Linked DNA regions of Homo sapiens: all the other regions are linked to region 1. Evidence: chromatin contacts called from ENCODE Hi-C or POLR2A ChIA-PET data. All regions are on one chromosome and are shown on one strand. Each heading gives the region's core, a stretch centred on a gene start or an enhancer-like site at or near the end of the contact. The rest is flanking DNA. Distances are from core to core; before and after follow the strand shown.

Region 1 (4,395 bases), core at 1,353-3,852:
GTCTTGTCTCATCTATAATCCCAGTCTGCTAAGGTATTTTGAAGCAAATCCAGACTTTATATTATTCTATCCATAAGTATCTTAGAAGATAAAAGAAAATGACTTTTAAAAAACAATAACAATGTAGAACAAAGGACATTTATTTTGGATCCTGGCTTGTGGATGGGAGATAATTCCAGAATTATTTTGTCACTATTTACTTGCTACCTGGGCTGTGCTTGCCCCATTCAACAAAAGAGTGTACATTAGCTATTCTGTTTCTATGCTCTGGTCCTGTATTTTGAAAAGAGGGTTTATGTATTCAACAGATATTTGCTAATTCCTACTACAAGCCAGGACTGTGCTATGCACTGGGGATTCAGAGATAAAACACCCAAACTGGGAGAGAATCAGAAAAATCAGCCTCAATACAAACATAAATATAAATACAGCCTGATCCACTTTATGGCAGTGTTAAGTACAGGTTGTTTTGTGTCTGAGATGTATTTCTTTCTCTTGCCCACAATTTAAAAAGCCACCTTGATTGTGATTACATTTCAAGTGTTAATTAGGAATCAATTTAGGCCATATAATATGTAGCCTATTTTAGGTATCTAAGGTTTATCAGAAATTAACTCATTAACTAACGAAGATGCCTTTATCAGCGCCTGCAACTCCAGTGAAACAGTTTGAATTGTTTCCCTTCAATTTCCTCCCCAACTCTGCACTCACTGCTCTGATTTGGTAGCGGAAACACATCAAATGAGTTCTGTTCTTGCAAGTGAGGAAGGGACAAGAGAGGGGACACAAGATGAAAGGCAGGGAGGAGGAGAGTCTCCCAATCTCAACCTCTGGGAGTTTCACGCTTATCATCTGGGGTCCAGTTGGCATGCGGCCAGTGGGCGGTGGCAGCGGCCTCCTTGGGGCAGGAGTTCCTCACTCTTTTTCCTCCATTTGTCTCCTTGGGTCCCTGGCACCTGCTGAGTGAGAAGCCCAGATCTGTATTAGAAGCTGCTGCTCTCTGGCCCAAGAAGGGCAGCGGCCTCTGGATTAGGGAATGGAGGGATGGCTGTTCCCGGGATCACCCCTCTCCCTCTGCCTGTGTGCAGCCTTGTGTGCTCAACCCTGCACCCCAGGGGCCCTCAGACTACTATCATGAGGCCCAGGCCTTGAGCTGCAGAGCTGGTTAATTAGCGCTGGAGCCCAGGAAGCCCCATCTGTTCCCAGCACTTGTGTTGCTCTGATCTCTCCATTTCCCTGACTCCCAGGCCAGGGAGAGTTCTTGTCCTCCTACCCTGCAATCCCTGGAGATGCGCTCCCCCCAACCGCAGCCCAAAGTGCCTTTTCATGGGGCTGTAAGGCAGCTGTCACGAGGTAAATCCCACTCTTTACCCCGCCAGCAGGACAGGTAGGGACAGGTGGGAGGAATACGGGAGGAAACAGCTCCCACTGGTGACTGCCGGACCCTCTCCTCGCTGGCCGCAGACCCTGGAGCCACTTCCCTACCGTATCCAGAGCAGGCCCAGCCCCCGACAAAGGGACCTTTATATGGTGGTCCTGGAATTTTAGTTGGGTTCCCGTAAATGCAGACCCTGACAAGGTCTTGGGCACAGGAGGTTTATCTGAGGGGACTCCAGGAAGCAGGAGTCAGGGAGAAGGAAGCAGGAAACAGAAGTAGACGTCATTACTGAGATTGCTGCTGGAGGCAACAGGGGTCTTGAAGGTAAGAAACATGTCCTTACGGGAGAAGCTGCCTTGGTGGGTTTGGAAAGTGTGAAGAGTTCGCAGGCGTGCTCATCATCAACTAAGTGGACAGGTGAAAGCTGGAGGGGCTCTGCAGAAGCCCTGAGTTGCACTAAAATCTGTACTAATCCAAATAGTGGGTCTAGATTCCCTCTCCTACTCAAAATGACTTTAACTCCTCCAATTTAGCAAATATTGGTTGAACATCTCCTACTGTATTTAATGGAATGTAAGAGATCATTGACTATAAGGCACGCCATTATTTTAAGAGGCTCTAAGAAAAGAGCTTCCAACTCAGCTATGACACTCTATGAAAAGTAAGACTTTCCTAGGTCAGAAGCACAGAAGTGTAAAAAGAATGTTGGTCTCGGGATGGGTACCATGTGCACTGTAGCTTAATGGGCATAGTGGGGCATTGTGACATAGAAACTGCCCTTGCTCCCAGCAGAGGAGAAAAAGCGTGTAAAGCAATGTCAGTGATAACAAGCAAAAATAGGACAGGGGAGAAAGCCAAGAGTCTTCAGACCACAAGAGAAGGAGAGATTAATTCTGGTAGGGAGGTATCAAGGAGGCCTTCCTGGATGAGGGGGTGGCATCTGAGCTGGGCTCAGGAAAAGGTGGGGCTTGAACTATTGGGGATGAAGGGAAAGGCATTCCCGGCAAGTGGGAACAGCACAGGCAAAGGCTCTGAGAGGTCCTAGAAATAAAGTTATTGCACTTCAAGGGGGTTGTAAGATTTATGGGTGAGGATAAGGAAAAAGTAGAGAATTAGAAAAGCAGTGAACTTACCCCTTTACCCAGAAATCCCCCTCCTAAGTGCATGGCCAAGAGAAATTTGCCCTCAAGTGCACCTTTTCCCTTTAGGAAAATCCACCTGGATGGACAGCAGCAGAGGGAGGAGGAGGCAGGACAGACCAGAAGAGAGACAATGAGGTTCTGAACCTAGATGTTGGCCAAGGGAGCAGAGGAGGGCAGGTGAATGGCGCTATAGGGGATACTGTAGCAGGAGGGTTGACTGGACTCAGCAACTGGGGAGGGAGTAGGCAAAAAGAGAGCCTGGGAACTTAGGACAAGAAGCAGGGTATTTTTTTTTTTTCAAGGGAGAGGTAAGCAACAATGATTTACTTGTTCTTACACATGGAACTCTCCAGGGCACTACACCTGCATTTAAATCACTTGGCTCCTGGCACATGGCTCTCCTCCCATTTCTCTTTCTGTCCACTCCCTCTTCATTTGTCCTCTGCCCTCTTCGTATGACTGTTCCTTGGGGCCCTGTCTCCAGGTCAGGAGGCCCTCGCCCTGCAATCACCCTTCCTGGGAGCCTTCACTTCACCTGTGATCTCAAGACCTCTCCCTACTGCCTGACTCGCGCCGAGCTTATGGAACATCTTCCCTTGAGGGTCGCAGTCCATTCGATGAGGTATTTTCCCCATGAAATCCCTTATCTTTGGGAACCTCTTCTTTTCCTTGTGCGTCCTATGTGGGTGGATGGAGAACCACTCTCCACGTGGTTACTCGGTCCAGAAGGGCGGCTGTCTGTACAAATGCGCCTCTTCCTTTCACTTCCTCTATCCAACCAGCTTCTTCTGCCCACCTCCCTTTCATGCTCCTTTCACGCTCCTTTCACATGCTCTTGGCTCACCGTTTTTTTCTTTAAGTTTTTAGAGACAGGGTCTCGCTCTATCACTCAGGCTAGGGTGTGCTGGCACGACCATGGCTCACTGCAGCCTTGACCTCCTGGGCTCAAGCTATCCTCCTGCCTCAGCCTCCTGAGTAGCTGGGACCACAGGCACGCACCACCATGCCTGGCTAATTTTTTATGTTTTGTAGAGACAGGGGTCTCTTTCTTGCCCAAGCTGGTCTTGAACTCCTGGCCTCAAACAATCCTCCTGCCTTGGCTTCCCAAATTGCTGGGATTGCAGGAGTTTGCCACTGCGCCTGACCTGGCTCGCCTTTTTTGCTCCTGGGCGTTGCTCTGACAACCGCAACAAGCTGTCACCTGACAGCTGTGGCAGTGGGTATCTGCTGTGGCAGGCTTTCTGTCCAAGCCTGCGGGGACTTGCTTAGCTATACTGGCTTGTGTGTAAACTTGGAAGCTCAAGGGAGGTGGCTTTCCTTGGGGGAAAACTTTGACCAATAGGGGCAGGAGCTGATGAGCTCATCTGTCTTCCATCCATGTCTTGGGTGGACAATTCTGAGGCATCTTTCACACGCTTCCTCAGGGGGTCTCCAGGGGATCCAGTCCCAGCAGCCCATGGAGGTAACCAGGCCAATAACACCACACTGGGATGCTTCTTTCTCCTCCCACTATTTTTAAAATTTTTAATTTTTAAAACTTTTTGTTGAGATGCGGTCTCCCTGTGTTGCCCAGGCTGGTCTTGGCCTCCTGGCCTCAGGCGATTCTCCTGCCTTAGCCTCTCAAAGTGCTGGGATTACAGGTGTGAGCCACCACACCAAGCCCACCTCCCTCTTTCACTCCTCCCAGCCCCCATTGCTGTTACTTGGCATCAATTCCTAAACAGCCTGCACATCAGCCCTTGTCACAGGTCCTGCTTCTGTGGGGAGCTCAAGCGCGGACACCCTTGGAACACTCCCCAAGTCTCTTCCTTCCCATCCAGCACCACTTCCCTAAGTCACAGCTGCACCACCTCTCATCTGGACTGCTCACAGCAG
Region 2 (4,395 bases), core at 978-3,477, 200 kb before region 1:
AAATCCAAAGGGTGCATTTTAGCTCTTTCCTTCCAAAAGCAGTTGATATTTTCAGTGTCATTCAAATTTATAAGAAAAAAACTTATTACCTTTTAAAAAGATCATTATTAATTATTATTATTATTATTATTATTATTATTTGAGACAGGGTCTCACTCTGTCACCCAGGCTGGAGTGCAGTGGCGCAGTCTTGGTTCACTGCATCCTCTGCCTTCTAGGTTCAAGCCATTCTCATGCCTCAGCCTCCCAAGTAGCTGGGATTACAGGTACCCGCCACCATGCCTGGATAATTTTTGTAATTTTAGGAGAGCTGGTATTTCACCATGTTCGACAGGCTGGTCTTGAATTCCTGACCTCAGATGATCCACCCGCCTCGGCCTCCCAAAGAGTTGGGATTACAGGCATGAGCCACCGCAGTCGGCCAAAAATTATTTTTAAAAGATTATTTTAAAAATATTATTTTCTTGTGTCTACTCAGGATTTTGTCTGTAATACTAATTTTCAAGTGTCTCCCGATTTTATCCTACTTATAATTGCATACTATCAAGTGTAGTTGTGTCTCAGCCCCGGAATTTTCTGTTTAAATATTCTTCCTGAAATAGAATGTTTTTACATAATCAACAGCTCATTTATTGCCCAATTAAAAAAACAGCCTTATCTAGGTATAATTTACATGCCACAAACTCATCCATCTTAAATGTATACATCAATAATTCTTATTAACTTCAGAGTTATATAAATACTACCACAATCTAGTTTTAGAAAAATTTTTGTTTAACTTTTTGAAAACACCTTAAATGAAATTAGCATTAGAGAAAAAAATATGTCTATTTTAAAAACCCTGAAATTTGAACTTTTTTTTTTTTTTTTTTTGAGATGGAGTCTTGCTCTGTTTCCCAGACTGGAGTGCAGTGGCACGATCTCAGCTCACTGCAACCTCTGTCTCCTGGGTTTAAGCGATTCTGCTGCCTCACCCTCCCTAATTTTTGTATTTTTAGAAGAGATGGGGTTTCGCCATGTTGGCCAGGCTGGTTTTGAACTCCTGATCTCAGGTGATCCACCCACCTCAGCCTCCCAAAGTGTTGGAATTACAGGCGTGAGCCATCTTGCCCAGCCTGAACATATTTTTTAAATGGTGTGTTTTTTTCTTTCAATGACACTAGCTTAAACTAAGCCATTTGAACTCTTATTTTAATGGATCAACTATTTGATCATTTATTTAACATCATGTGATAGTTAATGTTATGTGTCAATTTCACTAGGTTATGCTACCCAGGCATTCGGTCAGACATTATTCTAGATGTTTCTGTGAAGATGCTTTTTAGATGTGTCCTAATTTTCTGAATGGTGGCTTGGACCAGGGTAGTAGCAGTGGAAGTGGTAAAAGTGGTCAGAGTGGAGGTATTTTGGTAGCATGGGTGCGATTTCCTGACAGATAGAATGCGGGTCATGAGAAAGGCAGGAGTCAGGGGTGGCATAAGGTTTTTGACCTTAGCGACTGGAAGGAAGGAGTGGCTACTTATGTTGATGGGAAAAGACTGAAGAGTGGGACGGTTTGATTTGGTTTAAAATCAGCATCAGCACCTCCCATTTTATAATGGAGGACTTGTGTGTGTGTGTGAAGGAAAATGTGTCTTGGTTGAGTGCAGTGGCTCATGCCTGTAATCCCAGCACTTTGGGAAGCTGAGACAGGAGGATCACTTGAGCCCAGGAGTTCAAGACCAATCTGGGCAACATAGCAAGACCTTGCCTCTATTGAAAAAAAAAAAAAGTGACTGAAGCACATGACCCTAGAATCATCTAGATAATACTGCAACTATGAACTGCGCTAGAAGCTGCATGCTCATCATTTCTCTTTACAATGTCCCTGTGATACCGATGTGAGCATGAGCATGCCAAGTTTATGTTTATTACTATAATTATTATATAATACTTACCAAGCACTTCTTGGGGTTTTAGGTACAGAGACCTAAAGTTATTTGCCCAAAGTCACACGGCCAGTAGGTGGCAGGGCTGGAATTCAAATTGGGTTACTGTACCCTGGAGTCCCTATCCCTTCAAGACATTGTTTTGTGCCTAATTGCGAATCTGAACTTTGTACAACCTCCAAAAGAAATACTTGATAATAATTCTGAATCATCCATTTCCACACTCTAGGGGGGTGAACTAAGTAATTTTTTTCATATTGCAACTGTTTGCTTTTAAGTTCTACAAATAGAAAAAATAAGCATTTCCCTATTGAAGAGGAAGTGTAACTGGACACTACATGCTTTGCTTAGTCAAGGGGAAAATTTAATATAAAAACCACTATACATTTGAGGAAGTGGGTCAAGAGGCTGAAAGGCCAACAAAGAATCAGAGAAATGTATGCTTCTCCATAATAATTGTTTACAGTTGAAGGAAAGTCCCAAAAGCAGTATACATCCCAAATTTCTACTTTGTCCAAGTCAAAGATCCTTGAACCTGGCAATGAGTAGATGTGCACCTTATAGGGCATACAATACACTCACACAGTTTGTAGGATGAACAAATATACTCGGTCTTCTTTCTTTCAACTTCCTTTCCCTGAAGTGACAAGCAGCAACAGAACTAGGAAGACCCAGCTTTGCTTCATGTATTTATTCTTGATGATTATTGTCATAAAGATGTGAGTTTCAGGAAGTAGATACCAGCCAAACTGGTACAGAGCTGGTTACAGAAGGCAGCTTTTGGGTATAATCCCAGTTTAATTTTAGAGGAAAACACGTGCAACACAAATGCTTTATTTTACCAACTTGTTTTCCATGCAGTTATGATTTTAATGAAATCAAATAAACTCTTCTTGCTCAGGGTGAATATATACTTGAACTTCATAAATAATCATTTCAGATGAATTCTCCCAGTTTCGAAGAAACTGGTCATCTGGTAGCAGAGCCTGCTTACTATTCCCCAAGGGGTCTGCTCACCACACTGGCACCTCCTGCCTTTTGCTTGTCTCTCTACTGGTTCAGCCAACTCTGGGCATAAATCCCTCCCTTCATTTTCCAAAGAGATAGTGGTGACAAGATTACAGCTTTAATGTGACTTCCCTGAAGGTTTATGGGTAAAGGAAGGGAATTCCTACCCAGGCAGTCACTTGTTAATGCTGCCATGCTGGGGCCATGCTTGGAACCCACAGGAATGAACTCAGGGCCTTGAAGGGCCTCCTGTCTGCTAAGGAGCCAGGCCAACCTCTTCAGAATCACAGTGCCCTCAGGCAAATCTCTCACCCTGGTAGATGCCCACGCACCTTGAGATCAGAGGGAGGGAGAGGTGCCTCCCTGAATCAGGGATTATGGATTCCTTCAAGTCTTCATTTCCTGGCCTGAAGTTCATTTCATTTGCTTCCCAGGAGGGCTGAGGCTCACTCTCGTTGTTTTTTTTTTTTTTCGGAGTCTCACTCTATTAGCAGGCTGGAGTGCAGTGGCGCGATCTCGGCTCACTGCAGCCTCCGCCTCTCAGATTCAAGCAATTCTCCTGCCTCAGGCTCCCGAGTAGCTGGAACTACAGGTGCGCACCACCGCGCCCAGCTAATTTTTGTATTTTTAGTAGAGACGGGGTTTCACCATGTTGGCCAGGCTGGTCTTGATCTCTTGACCTCATGATCTGCCCGCCTCAGCCTCCCAAAGTGCTGGGATTACAGGCGTGAGCCACGGCGCCCGCCCATTCTCATTTCTTTTTTTTTTTTTTGAGACGGAGTCTCGCTGTGCCTCCCAGGTTGGAGTGCAGTGGCGCGATCTCGGCTCACTGCAAGCTCCGCCTCCCAGGTTCATGCCATTCTCCTGCCTCAGCCTCCCAAGTAGCTGGGACTACAGGCGCCCACCACCATGCCCGGGTAATTTTTTGTATTTTTAGTAGAAACGGGGTTTCACCGTGTTAGCCAAGATGGTCTCGATCTCCTGACCTCGTGATCCGCCCGTCTCGGCCTCCCAAAGTGCTGGGATTACAGGCCCATTCTCATTTCTTTTAGGAGCAACCTCTCTACTCCACCCACAAGGTGAGGCCTGGCCCCAGGGTTCCCCAAAAACAATCCTACCGCACCCGCGCACCTGGGCGGTGCCCTCTGGAGCCAGTCCAATGGTCTCCTTCAGCATTAAGTGAGGGCATGGGTGTCTTGCTACAGACCTGGGGGCTGCTGGCCTCTCTGCAGTGACAAATGCTACATCCCATGCTCATACCTTCCCAAGTAGAAGCAATCACTTTTAGTAGCAGAAAAATTGAAATACGTCTCTCAAAGTAACAAAGTCAAGTGTATGCACACTTTGGCCAGGCGCGGTGGCTCACGCCTGTAATCCCAGCACTTTGGGAGGCTGAGATGGGTGGATCACGAGGTCAGGAGATCGAGACCATCCTGGCTAACATGGTGAAACCCCGTCT
Region 3 (4,395 bases), core at 846-3,345, 130 kb after region 1:
GAGTCTTAAAAGGGAAGGAGGGGCTGGGCGTGATGGCTCCCAGCACTTTGGGAGGCCGAGGCGGGTGGATCACCTCAAGTCAGGAGTTCAAGACCAGCCTGGCCAACATGGTGAAACTCCATCTCTACTAAAAATACAAAAATTAGCCAGGTGTGGTGGTGCACGCCTGTAATCCCAGCTACTTGGGAGGCTGAGGTAGGAGAATCACTTGAACCTGGGAGGCAGAGGTTGCAGTGAGCTGAGATTGTGTCATTGCACTCCAGCCTGGGTGACAAGAGCGAAACTGTCTCAAAAAAAAAAAAAAAGGAGGTGAAATTATGATCTCAGTTTACAGAGCCTCCATATTCCAAAATTCTTTTTGGAATAAAAGTTAAAAAAAAAAAACATGAGGTATGACTTCTTTCTCTTAACAAAAAAAGATTAAATATATGAGTGAGGCCCACGAGCTAACACGTTAGAACAATATAGCAAGTGCCTCCCATTTTCTGACTTTCAATTGTATGAAAATACTTTTCAATTCTGTAACATGGTTCAGACAAACCCCTCAAATTCTTTTTGGACTATGGAAGCTCGGTAAATTGTGAGCTTGGTACCTTCCCTACATAAAGTTTTTTCCCCTTTAAGTTCAAGTTCAAATGGAAAAGACAACTTGATCACCCCACTCCAATCAGGGTCCATTTCAAAGCTCTTAAATGTTGAGGACAAGCATGTTTTTAAAGCAGTTTCTCTGTATGTTTCTAACCTGCCTAAAGCAGGGGATGGGGTAATGTGGTGGCCATCAAGTTCAGATGTACCTGATGCAGCTGCTGTCACTGAGTGTTCTCCACATCCACCTGGCACATTAAACGTGTACTGGATAAAAGGCTGAGAAGATGAACTACAGGAGTAAGGATAGCAGTTTTTCCACTACACCTAGCCCCAGATTTATGTGGGATCTTCACTATGTAGTTTAGTGCCCACTTCTTAAAATGCGTCTCTTAACTATATCATAATGAGGATCTGAACAAGTTACAAGTTAGTTGGTCATTTCCTTTCCAAGTCACAACTGATGAAAGTCTGGCTGGATATTGAATAAGGGAATCACTCACAATACACTACCTACTTCAGCCAGGCATCTCGCAGAGATTCTGGCTCCCTAAGACCCAAAGGCAGAGATTTGTTCAGGCATCCTGATCTGCTGGGGGCACTGTGCAAGTTCTGGGACATTTGTTATGGGGTTCTTGACACACACCTGTGGCAGGGAGGACATGAAATACATTCTACAAGTGGCAGGGTGGACTTCAGGGTTGTAAAAAGTCACAGAGAATCGTAACTTGAAATGTCCTTTGCCAAGCTTTTCACTTTGTAGATGAGTAGATAGAGGCCCAGAAAGGTCAAGCAACTCGCTGGAGGATGCTCAACCTGGTCAGAGACGTAGATTTTTAAACTCCTGGAACAGGCCTCTTTTCACTGTGGCAGGTTGTATACCAGGACCTGAGGAGTTACTTAGAAGTGAACGAAATCACCAACAGATGAATGGATAAACCAAATGTGGCAGACACCCACAACAGAATATGATTCCACTGGAAGAAGGAATGAAGTAAGGATACATGCAACAACGTGGCTGAACCTCAAAAACATTATGCTAAGTGAAAGAAGCCAGTCACAAAAGGCCACATATTTTATGACTCCGTTTATATGAAGTATCTAGAATCAGTGAATCCATAGACACAGAAAGTAGATTGGTAGGGGTAGGGATGGGGGAGTGAGGAGGAACTGCTCAGTGGGTCCAGGTTTTACTTTGCAGCGATGAAAATGTTTTGGAATGAGACAGAGGTGGTGGCTGCACGACATTGTCAATGCCCCTGAAACTGTTCACCTTAAAATGGTTAACTTTGTGTGACATGCATTCGACCTTAATTAAAACAAACAAAAAAAAATAGTGAATGAGGTAGGAAGAGCTGACGGGTTAAACACAAAAAGGTGGGTGATGACAAGCAAATTGGCTGTGGAGGGTGGTGAAGGGAGAGGGGCAAAGAAGGCAAGCCCAGGGTGGGGCGGGGGAGTGTGGCCTCCTGGCTGTGCTGGTCTTATGGGCTGCCTGCCCCTGCTGTGGTCGCCTGCCAGCACCCGGCTGCACTAAGTCATTTCCTTCCTGTGCTGACTAAGCCACGCTGTCCTCCAGTGTCTTCATTAGCAACTGCTGCCTTTGCCTGAACAGCCCAGAGAGGTCAGAGCTGGAACTGATGGGGAGCCCCATGCCCAGCTCCCAGGAGGCCCCACCACTCTTCTTCCCGAGGCTCCCAGCTGCAATTCCAGAACAAGCAGATCCTTAGCTCTCCAGCTCACCCCTTACACTGGGCATCTGAGGGGCACAGATGGAGGGAACAGCAGGCCTGGCCCTGAGAGGGGGGACTCTCCTCAATGGGGGGATGGGGGGATGGGACCGTGAGGCTGGGGCTTGGGCTTCACAGGCAACTTTTCCTTCAATCAGTTCCTTTCTGATCCTGGCTCCCTCCTTTAAAAGGATTCAGGTCTGGGCCAGGCGCGGTGCCTCACGCCCGTAATCCCAGCACTTTGGGAGGCCAAGGTGAATGGGTCACCTGAGGTCAGGAGTTCAAAACCAACCCGGCCAACATGGTGAAACCCTGTCTCTACTAAAACTACAAAAATTAGCTGGGCGTGGTGGCGTGCACCTGTAATCCCAGTTACTTGGGAAGCTGAGGCATGAAGATGGCTTGAACCCAGGGCAGGGTTGCAGTGAACTGAGATCGTGCCACTGCACACTCCAGCCTGGGTGACAGAGTGAGACTCCATCTAAAAAAAAAAAAAAAAAAAAAAAAAAAAGACCCAGGTCTGTTTTCCATGTAGAGCATGGGCCCTCCTCGTCCACAATGCAATGCAAAGGATATTCCCAGAGAACTAACCGTGCATCATGCTCAGTACCAGGCACCCCAGGGCATGCAAAGGTGAGAACAGAGGCCTTGCCTTGCGTTGGGGGGGTTTGGGAAGTGGAACCTGTACAGAGCTCAGGGACAGTGCTGAGTTGTTCCTTGGCGCCCCGAGGCATACAGACCCCTTGTGATGCTGCAGGACAGATCATGTCACCCAGAGTAACAGAGACCATACCTTGTAGGACCTCCCAGAAGATTCAATGGGATGACACTCATGCAGTCAGGCACCTTCTTCTGCTTAATTGGATATGCGTGGTGTGCCAGGTTCTCCCTCTCAGGCCAGATGGCCTGTGAAGATGGTACTAGCATCACCCCTACTTTACAGATAAGGAAGCCAAGGCTAAGAAAGCTCATGTCTCTTGTCCAAGGTCACTCAGCTGGCAGAGCTTGGCCAAGGCAGCATACCACCCCACACCCAACTGCCTCTTCATGGTCTCCATGGTGACTGCCCCACTATGACCTACAGATTCCTGGCTGCTTGGGTTGGGGGAGCCTCAGCTGTGGGAGTCCACACCCAGCAGCAGCTGCACTCTGGGCAGGTCCTTGGGCCCAGGGCATCCATTCACTGCTGGCACCATGCAGAGGGCGACTCCTGGGATGTTTCATTTAATCCTCACAGCAGCACAGTTGTCAGGTGCTACTATTAATTACTCTATTTACATAAGAAGAGAGGATCAGGAAGGTCTCGTAACCTGGATCACTGTAGTATAGGGCTTTGGTCTGAATCCAGCTGCCTTGGATAGAATCAAAGTGCTCACCATCCTTTAGGCCTCAGTATCCCCCATCAATGAAGGATTCAGGACTTTTACACTTCCACCTTGTTCCCCACACTCTCCAAACCTCCTGACTTGCACTGTGCCACTCGTTCATTCGTTCATTCATTTTTTTGTGAGTCCTTATATCTAGCAGGTACCCTGAAGGTACAAGGATGTCCAAACCACAGTTTCCACCCTAGGGAAGCCCCACAACCAAGGACAACTCCTTTCTAGAACTGTCTAAACTCCGCTTCAGCAGAGGCCAGTGAATTCTCTTAGTGCACGGAGGACACACGGAGGAGGGCTGTTCTCACCCATCACAGCCTCCCTGCCAGCAGGGGCTCCCAGGACCTCTGCTCTGAGGTGGACCAGGACACCCAGAGGGCTCGGGTATTGGGGCAGAGCCTGATTGGCCCACGGAGCTTCCAAGATCACCCATTATGGCTCTATTCTACAGTTGAAACATGTTCAGAGTTTCAAAGAGGCCACTCCAGCCCTGTTCTGAAAAACAAGCTTCTACTGCCAAATCTGAGGATGAAGGAGAGAGAATTGCTCGTGGTCCTGTTTGGACTGCACTGCACCTGTGGCCCTTGCTCTGGGCTCCAGAACTTTTGCCTAGAAAGCAGAGGTGTCTGAGAGCCGGGCTGGTCTGGGAGGGAGGCAGAGGAAAAGGTGAGGCCAGGCATACAAAGCTTAAAAGATCCCCA

What was found. A loop is a pair of places that touch in the nucleus more often than their neighbours do. ChIA-PET counts read pairs that join two places held with the same protein, here RNA polymerase II (POLR2A). Pooled maps may share reads with other maps.
Region 2: a pooled map shows a loop between it and region 1 (2.5-fold over the local background). The contact joins the enhancer-like site here to the promoter of LINC01548 in region 1. A Hi-C loop is called at or near these places in 1 of 50 pooled maps. POLR2A ChIA-PET finds 5 or more read pairs at or near these places in 2 of 52 experiments (CD8-positive, alpha-beta memory T cell and naive thymus-derived CD8-positive, alpha-beta T cell).
Region 3: a loop to region 1 is called in a map of colonic mucosa, with 2.0 times the contacts of the local background. The contact joins the enhancer-like site here to the promoter of LINC01548 in region 1. A Hi-C loop is called at or near these places in 1 of 168 maps with a recorded cell type or tissue (colonic mucosa). POLR2A ChIA-PET finds 5 or more read pairs at or near these places in 1 of 52 experiments (activated naive CD4-positive, alpha-beta T cell).

The regions. Positions count from the first base shown.
Region 1 is chr21:33,168,443-33,172,837 of GRCh38, reverse strand. It overlaps LINC01548 (long intergenic non-protein coding RNA 1548), which reads left to right and starts at 2,602. Exons shown (of 4, transcript NR_024102.1): 1 at 2,602-2,697; 2 at 3,005-3,142; 3 at 4,257-4,395. RefSeq lists an enhancer at 3,321-3,390.
Region 2 is chr21:33,372,448-33,376,842 of GRCh38, reverse strand. No RefSeq gene overlaps it. Among named protein-coding and RNA genes, the nearest start is that of IFNGR2, 29 kb to the left of the region's middle. Within about 2 kb of position 2,227, at least 12 of the 41 ENCODE cell types and tissues checked have a DNase peak (open chromatin) inside an H3K27ac peak, as active enhancers do.
Region 3 is chr21:33,034,341-33,038,735 of GRCh38, reverse strand. No RefSeq gene overlaps it. Among named protein-coding and RNA genes, the nearest start is that of OLIG2, 11 kb to the right of the region's middle. RefSeq lists enhancers at 1,665-2,217, 2,218-2,771, 4,370-4,395. Within about 2 kb of position 2,095, at least 3 of the 41 ENCODE cell types and tissues checked have a DNase peak (open chromatin) inside an H3K27ac peak, as active enhancers do.